Linked DNA regions of Homo sapiens: region 1 is linked to region 2. The links are chromatin contacts, found by Hi-C or POLR2A ChIA-PET in ENCODE. All regions are on one chromosome and are shown on one strand. The core of a region is the stretch at or near the end of the contact, and the rest is flanking DNA. Distances in the headings are between cores, read along the strand shown.

What was found. Hi-C counts contacts between places; a loop is a spot of excess contacts on that map. ChIA-PET counts read pairs that join two places held with the same protein, here RNA polymerase II (POLR2A). Pooled maps may share reads with other maps.
Region 1: a pooled map shows a loop between it and region 2 (6-fold over the local background). The contact joins the promoter of RNF185 here to the promoter of PISD in region 2. A Hi-C loop is called at or near these places in 5 of 50 pooled maps. POLR2A ChIA-PET finds 5 or more read pairs at or near these places in 2 of 52 experiments (GM10248 and PC-9).

The regions. Positions count from the first base shown.
Region 1 is chr22:31,157,489-31,161,594 of GRCh38, reverse strand. It overlaps RNF185 (ring finger protein 185), which reads right to left and starts at 1,413. Exons shown (of 7, transcript NM_152267.4): 1 at 1,292-1,413. MIR3928 (microRNA 3928) reads left to right here and starts at 1,476; the gene lies at 1,476-1,533.
Region 2 is chr22:31,660,067-31,664,160 of GRCh38, reverse strand. It overlaps PISD (phosphatidylserine decarboxylase), which reads left to right and starts at 1,946. Exons shown (of 8, transcript NM_001326411.2): 1 at 1,946-2,017. The coding sequence starts at 1,953. RefSeq lists enhancers at 1,906-2,205, 2,446-2,495, 1,713-2,912, 2,886-3,025, 2,321-3,214 and 1 more.

The DNA.
Region 1 (4,106 bases), core at 164-2,663, 500 kb after region 2:
CTTAGAAAAAAGCTACTAACCCATGGGGTGGGACCCAGTTTACTTATTCATTCAATAAACATTTAAGGTGCCTCTATCAGATATTGGGTCATTCCAAAGTCCTTGAAAAGAAGGATGGTGCACAGGACAACCAGGAAGAGATTATGTAAGGTCAGATGCATTGGCCTTATTTACAGGAGATGTAGGCTAAAGTGATGGAAGTGTCAAAAGAGAAGAAAAAAGTCACATTTGCCTTGAGAGCAGAGTCAGCACCAGAAAGATGCAGAACAACTCCTTGGAATCACAGACTTTCAAGTTGGAAAGGACCTTCATCTAATACCTATATACCTCCCTCGAAAGGAGGCACGGAGGCAATCCATTCACTCCATCGGTGGTCACCTCTGACGATTCTTCCATTTAAGTTCTTCTATTAAGCAAAAATCTTGCCTTCCTGTAGAATTCACCTGTTAGTCCTAGTTCTGCCTCTTTTAGCCTAAAGATGAAGTGGAAGCCCTCTTTGCCGTAACAGTATTTTCAATTTTTAAAAAGTTAATTCCCTTCCAGTGCTCTCTTTACTGAGCTAACCATTCCAGTTCTTTCAAAGTTCCTGAACTGGCACCAGCTGCCTCAAAGCGAAGAATGGATATCTAGTGCTCACAGCAGGAAAGCACTTAAAATCAATGAGCTTCAAACATTAGTATATACAGGACCCCCCTACGCATAAGTTCAGATTCTAAACCAGAAGTCTGAATTGAGTCCCGCGCTGTAAAGCCGGCATCTCAGAGAATTACAAAGCAGATGGTGTAAGAACCATATTTTGAAAAACACTGCCCCGTTTTAGAGACGAGAAAACTGAGGCCCAGCACAGGGAAGAGATTTGGCCCAGAACGCACAATTGTCTGTCGGTGGCGAAGTCTCGAATCCAGGTCTCTTACTTTCAGCCCAACTCTGTTCACCGCGCTCCCCGGCCTCTGCTTCTCCACTCAGGGCAAACTCGTGAAATGCACTCCCAGATGATAGAGGCGGTCTCGCACGGGGGATAGAATGGGAATCAGTGCCCATGCCTCGAAAGGAGAGCTTGTGGGAGCCCTTCTCTTTCGCAAGGCCTCAGTTTCCCCAATCTGTATTCATGGGACGCAGAACCACAACGCCAGCTCGTCCTCTTTTCGGGGACAGACACGACCGGTCTTGCTGTCTCTGGGCCCCTGGGCTCAGATGTTCAAGCCCGTGTGTCCTGGGAAGGCGGACCCGGGTCTCCCGCCCCCGTCCCTAAACTTTGGCGCCCCCGCCCCAACCCCAGCCCCTCACATACCTGCCTCCGCACAGTTAACGCCAGCCCAGTCAATCAGTTTTTCGGGTACACGGCCAATACTAACGCCGCGTCAATCTGTTGGGTAAGACCTCCGACCCCTCCTACGCGGACTCCAGTCACATGACGCGGAGCCGCCCCTCTCGGAGGGACTTCCGGCCCCAACCGGAAGAGGTTAATTTCCATGGCTGAAGCTCTAAGGTTCCGCCTGCGGGCAGGAAGCGGAGGAACCTTGGAGCTTCGGCAGCTTTTCAAAGAGCTTTGGGTTCGGGGCTCCTAAAAGAAAAAAACTGATTCCGGCCGGGCGCGGTGGCTCCCACCTGTAATTCCAGCAGTTTGGGAGGCCGCGGCGGATGGATCACTTGAGGTCAGGAGTTCGAGACCAGCCTGGCCAAAATGGTGAAACCCCTCTGTACTCAAAATACAAAAAGTAGCCGGTCGTGGTGGCGCACACCTGTAATCCCAGCTACTCGGGAGGCTGAGGCAGGATAATCGCTTGAACCCGGGAGGCGGAGGTTGCAGTGAGCTGAGATCGCACCACTGCACTCTAGCCTGGGCGTCAGAGTGAGACTCCGTCAAAAAAAAAAAAAAAAAAGAGAGAGAGAAAGAACTAACTCATTCCGGAAAGTACCAGATAAACTTGGAACATCTTGTTACACCAGAATATAAGGATGATGGTAATAAGAATCATGGGAATGTGTCAAAGAACACAGGAGCTGTCTTTAAGGAGATCTTACTGGCCAAGTCAGGGCAATTTCAGAATCAAAATATGGAGTGATAGTAATAGAGTATAACTAATTGAATAAAATAGTAATCCATGAGTCTTTACAAACATAAAGAAGTGAGCATATTAATGGGTGAAGGGAAAGTCTTCCTTTTAGTAGAATGCTAGCTAATAAACATGGTGGAATTAGGAAATCAATAATGTGTGGTAAAACTAGAGAAACGGGATGTTTACAACAGCAAAAGTGTCTCCCATAAATTAGCTATTGATTACAAAGGGAAAATGGTGATGTTACAGAGGTTTAACCTAGCAGAACAAACAGATCAAAGTGATCAAAGTTAACACCACTAGTTAATGGGTCAGATCAAGGGCCTCCTAATAAAATGCACTGAGAACACATCTGTGGTATTTCTGTCAAAAGTGCACCGTACACATCTCATGAGGAAGTGCTAGAGAACCCCAAATGAAGGACACTGTCTACAAAATAACTCATTGTCATGAAAAACAGAGAAAAGCTGAGGAACTGTTCCAGTTTAAAGGAGACTAAAGAAGCATGACAACAAAATGTGGTGTGTGATTCTAAATAGGACCCTGGACTGGGGTAGTGGTGGTGGTGGAATAGTTGTAATGGACAATATTGGGACAAGTAATGAAATTTGAATATGGATTGTGGATTAGCTGTTAATACATATTGTATCAAATCACATACTGATAGGTGATGGAGCTTGTGATTTGCACTCAAGCAGTCATTGGAGTTCTTGACAGCCATCTTCATTCATTCAACAAGCATTTATTAAGTACCTACAGTTATCCCAGGAACGGTTAGGGATCGGACCTGAGTAGGAGGTGAACATAGTAGATAAAGGCCGGCGCGGTGGCTCACGCCTATAATACCAGCACTTTGGGAGGTCGAGGCAGGCAGATCACCTGAGGTTAGGAGTTCGAGACCAGCCTGGCCAACATGGTGAAACTCATCTCTACTAAAAATACAAAAATTAGCCAGGCGTGGTGGCGGGCACCTGTAATCCCGGCTACTTGGGAGGCTGAGGCTGGAGAATTGCCTGAACCCAGGAGACAGAGGTTATAGTGAGCCAAGATCGTGCCATTGCACTCCAGCCTGGGCGACAAGAGTGAAACTCCATCTCAGAAAAAAAAATAAAAAATAGTAGATGAAATAAGCTCATAGATGAAAGTCCTAGTCTGCCAGCCACCTTTGCAAGTTCCTGTGATCAAGAAGTAATACAAGGGATGTTTCCAGTCACACAAACCTGGATTTGAAACCAAGCGCTAAGAGAAAAACAGCCCCTGACATCCAGGAGATGGTCTGGCACTCACAAATAGACCTTGGTGTGTTCTCTTATTGAACATAAAAACTTCACAGAACATCAACATCAAACAAAGCCACTATGTGACCATGATGGATCAAGACAATAACAAAACCACTTGAATCATGTCTAAACCCAGACAAAACATGAGCATTGTTCGAACTACAAAAATGGCCAAACATTTCCCTATTCTGGCTTGTATAGAGATTATAGATTTAGCCTCGGTCTACTCTTCCCTCCTTCTAAATAATGTTTATCAAGGTACTCACTCATAGGCAGCATCCAATCCAGAAAACCCCATTTTCTTAAGCCCTCGTCCAAATCACCTAATGCAAGCCCAAATCCTATGTGTCCTTTGTAACACTTTGTTACTGAGATGCCCCTTTGTTTGTTTGTTTGTTTGTTTGTTTGTTTTTGAGACAGAGTATCACTCTATCACTCAGGCTGGAGTGCAGTGGTGTGATCTCGGCTCACTGCAGCCTCTGCCTCCTGGGTTCAAGTGATTCTTCTGCCTCAGCCTCCCAAGTAGCTGGGATTACAGGCGCCCACCATCACTCCCGGCTAATTTTTGTATTTTTAGTAGGGACAGGGTTTCACCATGTTGGCCAGGCTGGTCTCGAACTCCTGACCTAAGGTGTTCCTCCCACCTTGGGCTTCTACAGTGCTGGGATTACAGATGTGAACCACCAAGCCCAGCTGCCCTATTGTTTCTCATGATTCATGTCCTCTCACCCTTACCCCATAACAAGTGATAAACTCAACTTGTTTA
Region 2 (4,094 bases), core at 697-3,196:
ACTCCTGACCTCAGGTGATCCGCCCGCCTTGGCCTCCCAAAGTGCTGGGATCATAGGGTGAGCCACGGTGCCCAGCCTCTTAAAAAAAAAAAAAAAGAGATGGAGTCTCACTATGTTGTCCAGGCTGGTCTCTTTTTTACTTCCTTTTTTTTTTTTTTTTTTTTTTTGAGACGGAGTCTCACTCTGTCACCCAGGCTGGAGTGCAATGGCGCGATCTCGGCTCGCTGCAAGTCCGCCTCCCGGGTTCACGCCATCCTCCTGCCTCAGCCTCCAGAGTAGCTGGGACTACAGGCGCCCGCCACCACGCCCGGCTAATTTTTTTTGTATTTTTAGTAGAGATGGGGTTTCATCGTGTTAGCCAGGATGGTCTCAATCTCTTGACCTCGTGATCCGCCCACCTCGGCCTCCCAAAGTGCTGAGATTACAGGCGTGAGCCACCGCGCCCGGCCCAGGCTGGTCTCAACTCCTTGGCTCAAGCTATCCTCCCACCTCAGCCTCCCAGTGAGTGGGGATTGCAGGCGTGAGCCACTGCGCCCGGCCAAAACCAATTCTATACATTTGTTTTTTTCTTTTCCGACTTTTGAAAACCATGACAAAGGGAGGTTTCTTCCCCCCAATACCAAACCTGGTGCCTTTTAAGCTCTCTGTAGGAGCTGAGTATGCCCTAGTTGAACTTAAGCCAACTACACAGAAATACCTGCAGGGACCAGGGAGCATATTCCTCCTCCTGTCAAATGCCTGGTGAAGGCAACTGTGATTATCAGCTTAGCAGATGAAAAAGTAGGGCTGCATTCCTTCAGTTGTTGGACCCAAATTCTGCCAGATTCTGACAAAGGGCTTAAAAGGAAGAATGTTTAGGCCAGGTGCGGTGGCTCACGCTTGTAATCCCAGCATTTTGAGAAGCCGAGGCGGGCGGATCACGAGGTCAGGAGATCGAGACCATCCTGGCTAACATGGTGAAACCCCGTCTCTACGAAAAATATATATAAAAAAATTAGCCGGGCGTTGTGGCGGGCGCCTGTAGTCCCAGCTACTCGGGAGGCTGAGGCAGGAGAATGGCGTCAACCCGGGAGGCGGAGCTTGCAGTGAATCGAGATCGCGCCACTGCACTCCAGCCTGGGCGACAATGAGAGACTCTGTCTCAAAAAAAAAAAAAAAAGAAGAAGATGTTTAGGACATGGTTTTTGGAGTCAGAGACGTATGTTCAAATTCTGGCTTCACTATTTTATAGTCTTTGGGCATATGCCCTTTATGTACCCTTGAAGATGTTGCTTAACCTTCCTGAGCCTCAGGTACCTCATCTTTAAAATGGGGATAATGTCTCGGGCCTAGCTGCGAGTCTCTAGTCAGTGCTCAGTAAAAAGTAGCAGACATGATTGAAAACTCGTTTTCCTCTTACAATTGAAGATAGGAACCTTTTCAAGAGCAAGCACCAGGCACCGAATTTAACGACTGGTTGCATTTCTAGGTGATCCAAGACCGTTTGCCCCCGGTCTCCCTGGCAGCACAGCGGTAGGAGATAAGAATGATATGACACCATGCTTGCAAAGTGCTCACAACACACTCCGGCGCTTAAAAAACGAGAGCTGAGTCATGGATGCCCAGTTTCCCCATCCGTAAAATGAGCAAGTTCGATCACTTGAAACGACATTCTTGGATCTTGGATGACTCAGATTTTCCAGGTACATGAGGAAAGGCACCCAGAGGGAAGGAGGAGGAGTGGCAGTGCTGCGACCAAGCCCAGGTTTAGCGAAACCTACAGCTCCACTAGTTCCCCTACCTCCGCAGGTGCCAAGCGGGTTAGGTGGGGAGTAGCCACAGGGCGGAGCTTAGTCGGCTCCGCCCCCAACCCGCGCTTTTCTCATTGGCCCACTGAACTCGAGACTCGTGACGCCTTAAGCGTGCGCCCAGCGTGTGAAGGGGGCGTGGCACGCTGAGAAGGAGCAGACAAGATGGCGACGTCCGTGGGGCACCGATGTCTGGGATTACTGCACGGGGTCGCGCCGTGGCGGAGCAGGTATAGCAGCGCGGAGAGACTACCTTGGGGCGTGGGGCAACCTGGACCAAGCTGGGGTCTGAAGAGAGATGTTTCTGTGTCGCGGGCTCGCTCTGAGGCGAGCTCGGGTGGAGACGGAGCCACCTTCACCTCGAGCTTAGGAGCAGGTGCGACTGCTCCTGCGTAGGGCGGTCCGGATTTACTTAGGGTGTGGCCTAGAAGCTCGCGCTTTGCCCTTTCCAGCTAGGTGGAAGTTCACGAGGGACAAAAATCAGATGAAATAGGCTACCTGCCCGTCTCTTGAGTCGAGGCAGGGCTTTCAGATGTTCAGATGCCATTTTCTCGTGTGTTCGTTTTCGTAGAAGGAATGATGTCCTGTGGGAAGGACACTAGATTGAGTGTCAGGCAACTTTCATTTCTGGATCTTAGTCTTTGAAGCTAGAGGGTTAGGTTAGGTAATCTCAAAACAATATGTTATGGGGCTAGAGTCTTGGTTACCCTTGTGACCCCCAGCTGTTAGATTCTTAGAAATGTGGGAGACTTGAGGGGTCTTCTGAGTCCAGCTGTCTCTCTTTGGAGTTAATGAGATTGAGGCTCCGAGAGAGGGAGGGATTTGCTCAAGTTCACCTAGCCAGTTTGTAGCAGAGCCCGGACCCCCATCAAGGTACCCCCTCACGCGACGATCTTTCTCTCAGGCTGCCCGCCGTGAGGGCAGTGGTTATACAGAAAATAGCTTAGAGCATTTGGAGTGTCGGAAAATGGATTAAAATGTAGCTGTGATTCAGAGTCGGCTGCCTGGTGTCATTTCAAAGAGCTAAGATTTGAGAGATGCGCCATACTTGTGTGTTTCCTACAGGGTTCATTTTGTCAGCGTTGATCAGAGGATAACCTATTGTTTTGGGAGGAGACGGACACTGGATTTGGACTGAGAGGGAACAGAAACCATCATTGGTCTTGTTATGAAAGCGTCACTCTTTCATCATTAACTGTACAGAAATGATTATCTCTCAGGAGAGGGCTCTGCATTGTGGTGGTAACTGTTAGAATTTGGGCAGGAGACTTTGTTTTCAATGTTATTACCAGGCGTGCTGTGTATGAGTCAACCCTGAATTCATTTAAAGTGTGTCACAGGCTGGGCGCGGTGGCTCACGCCTGTAACCTCAGCACTTTGGTAGGCCAAGGTGGGTGGATCACTTGAGGTCAGGAGTTCGAGACCAGCCTGGCCAATGTGGTGAAACCCTGTCTCTACTAAAAAATACAAAAATTAGCCGGGCATGGTGGCAGGCACCTGTAATCCCAGCTACTTGGGAGGCTGAGGCAGGAGAATTGCTTGAACCTGGGAGGCGGAGGTTGCAATAAGCCAAGACTGCGCCGCTGGAGTCCAGCCTGGGCGACAGAGTGAGACTCTGTCTCAAAAAAATTAAAAATAAATAAAGTGTGTCACGAATTGAAAGGACTAAAATGAGACTCTTAAAAAATTGTTTTTTGTTGTTGTTATTTGTTTTGGAAGTCAGAGCCTCACTCTGTTGCCCAAGAGGGAGTGCAGTGGTGTGATGATGGCTCACTGCAGCCTCCACCTCCTGGTCTCAAGCAGTTCTTCCACCTCAGCCTCCTGAGTAGCTAGGACCACAGGTGCACGCCACCCCGCCCAGCTGCATTTTTTTTGGGGGTGGGGGTGGAGACAGGGTTTCACCATGTTGCCCAGGCTGGTGTTGAACTCCTGGGCTCAAGTGATCCACCCACTTTCACCTCTCTAAGTGCTGGCATTACAGAAGTGAGCCATCGCAGTCCACCTAAAATAATTTTTTTAAATGATGAGAGGAGGCTGTACCTCAGTCACCATCATTAAAAGGGAAAGAAAAAAAGCTATGTTTTAGTACCAGTGTAGATAGATAAGGCTAGACTTAGATGCAGTGGGTGAGAGAGATGAAGATTTGGGTACAATAAGAAACCTTAATTTTCAAAGGTATTCTATATCAAGATAGAAATGATATTAATACACAAACCAAAAAGATAACATTTCTGTGGGTTTTTAGTAAACCAGTGCCTATTTGTGAGACATGTAAATGAAAACCTTATATTTCAGGTAAGTTTTTCA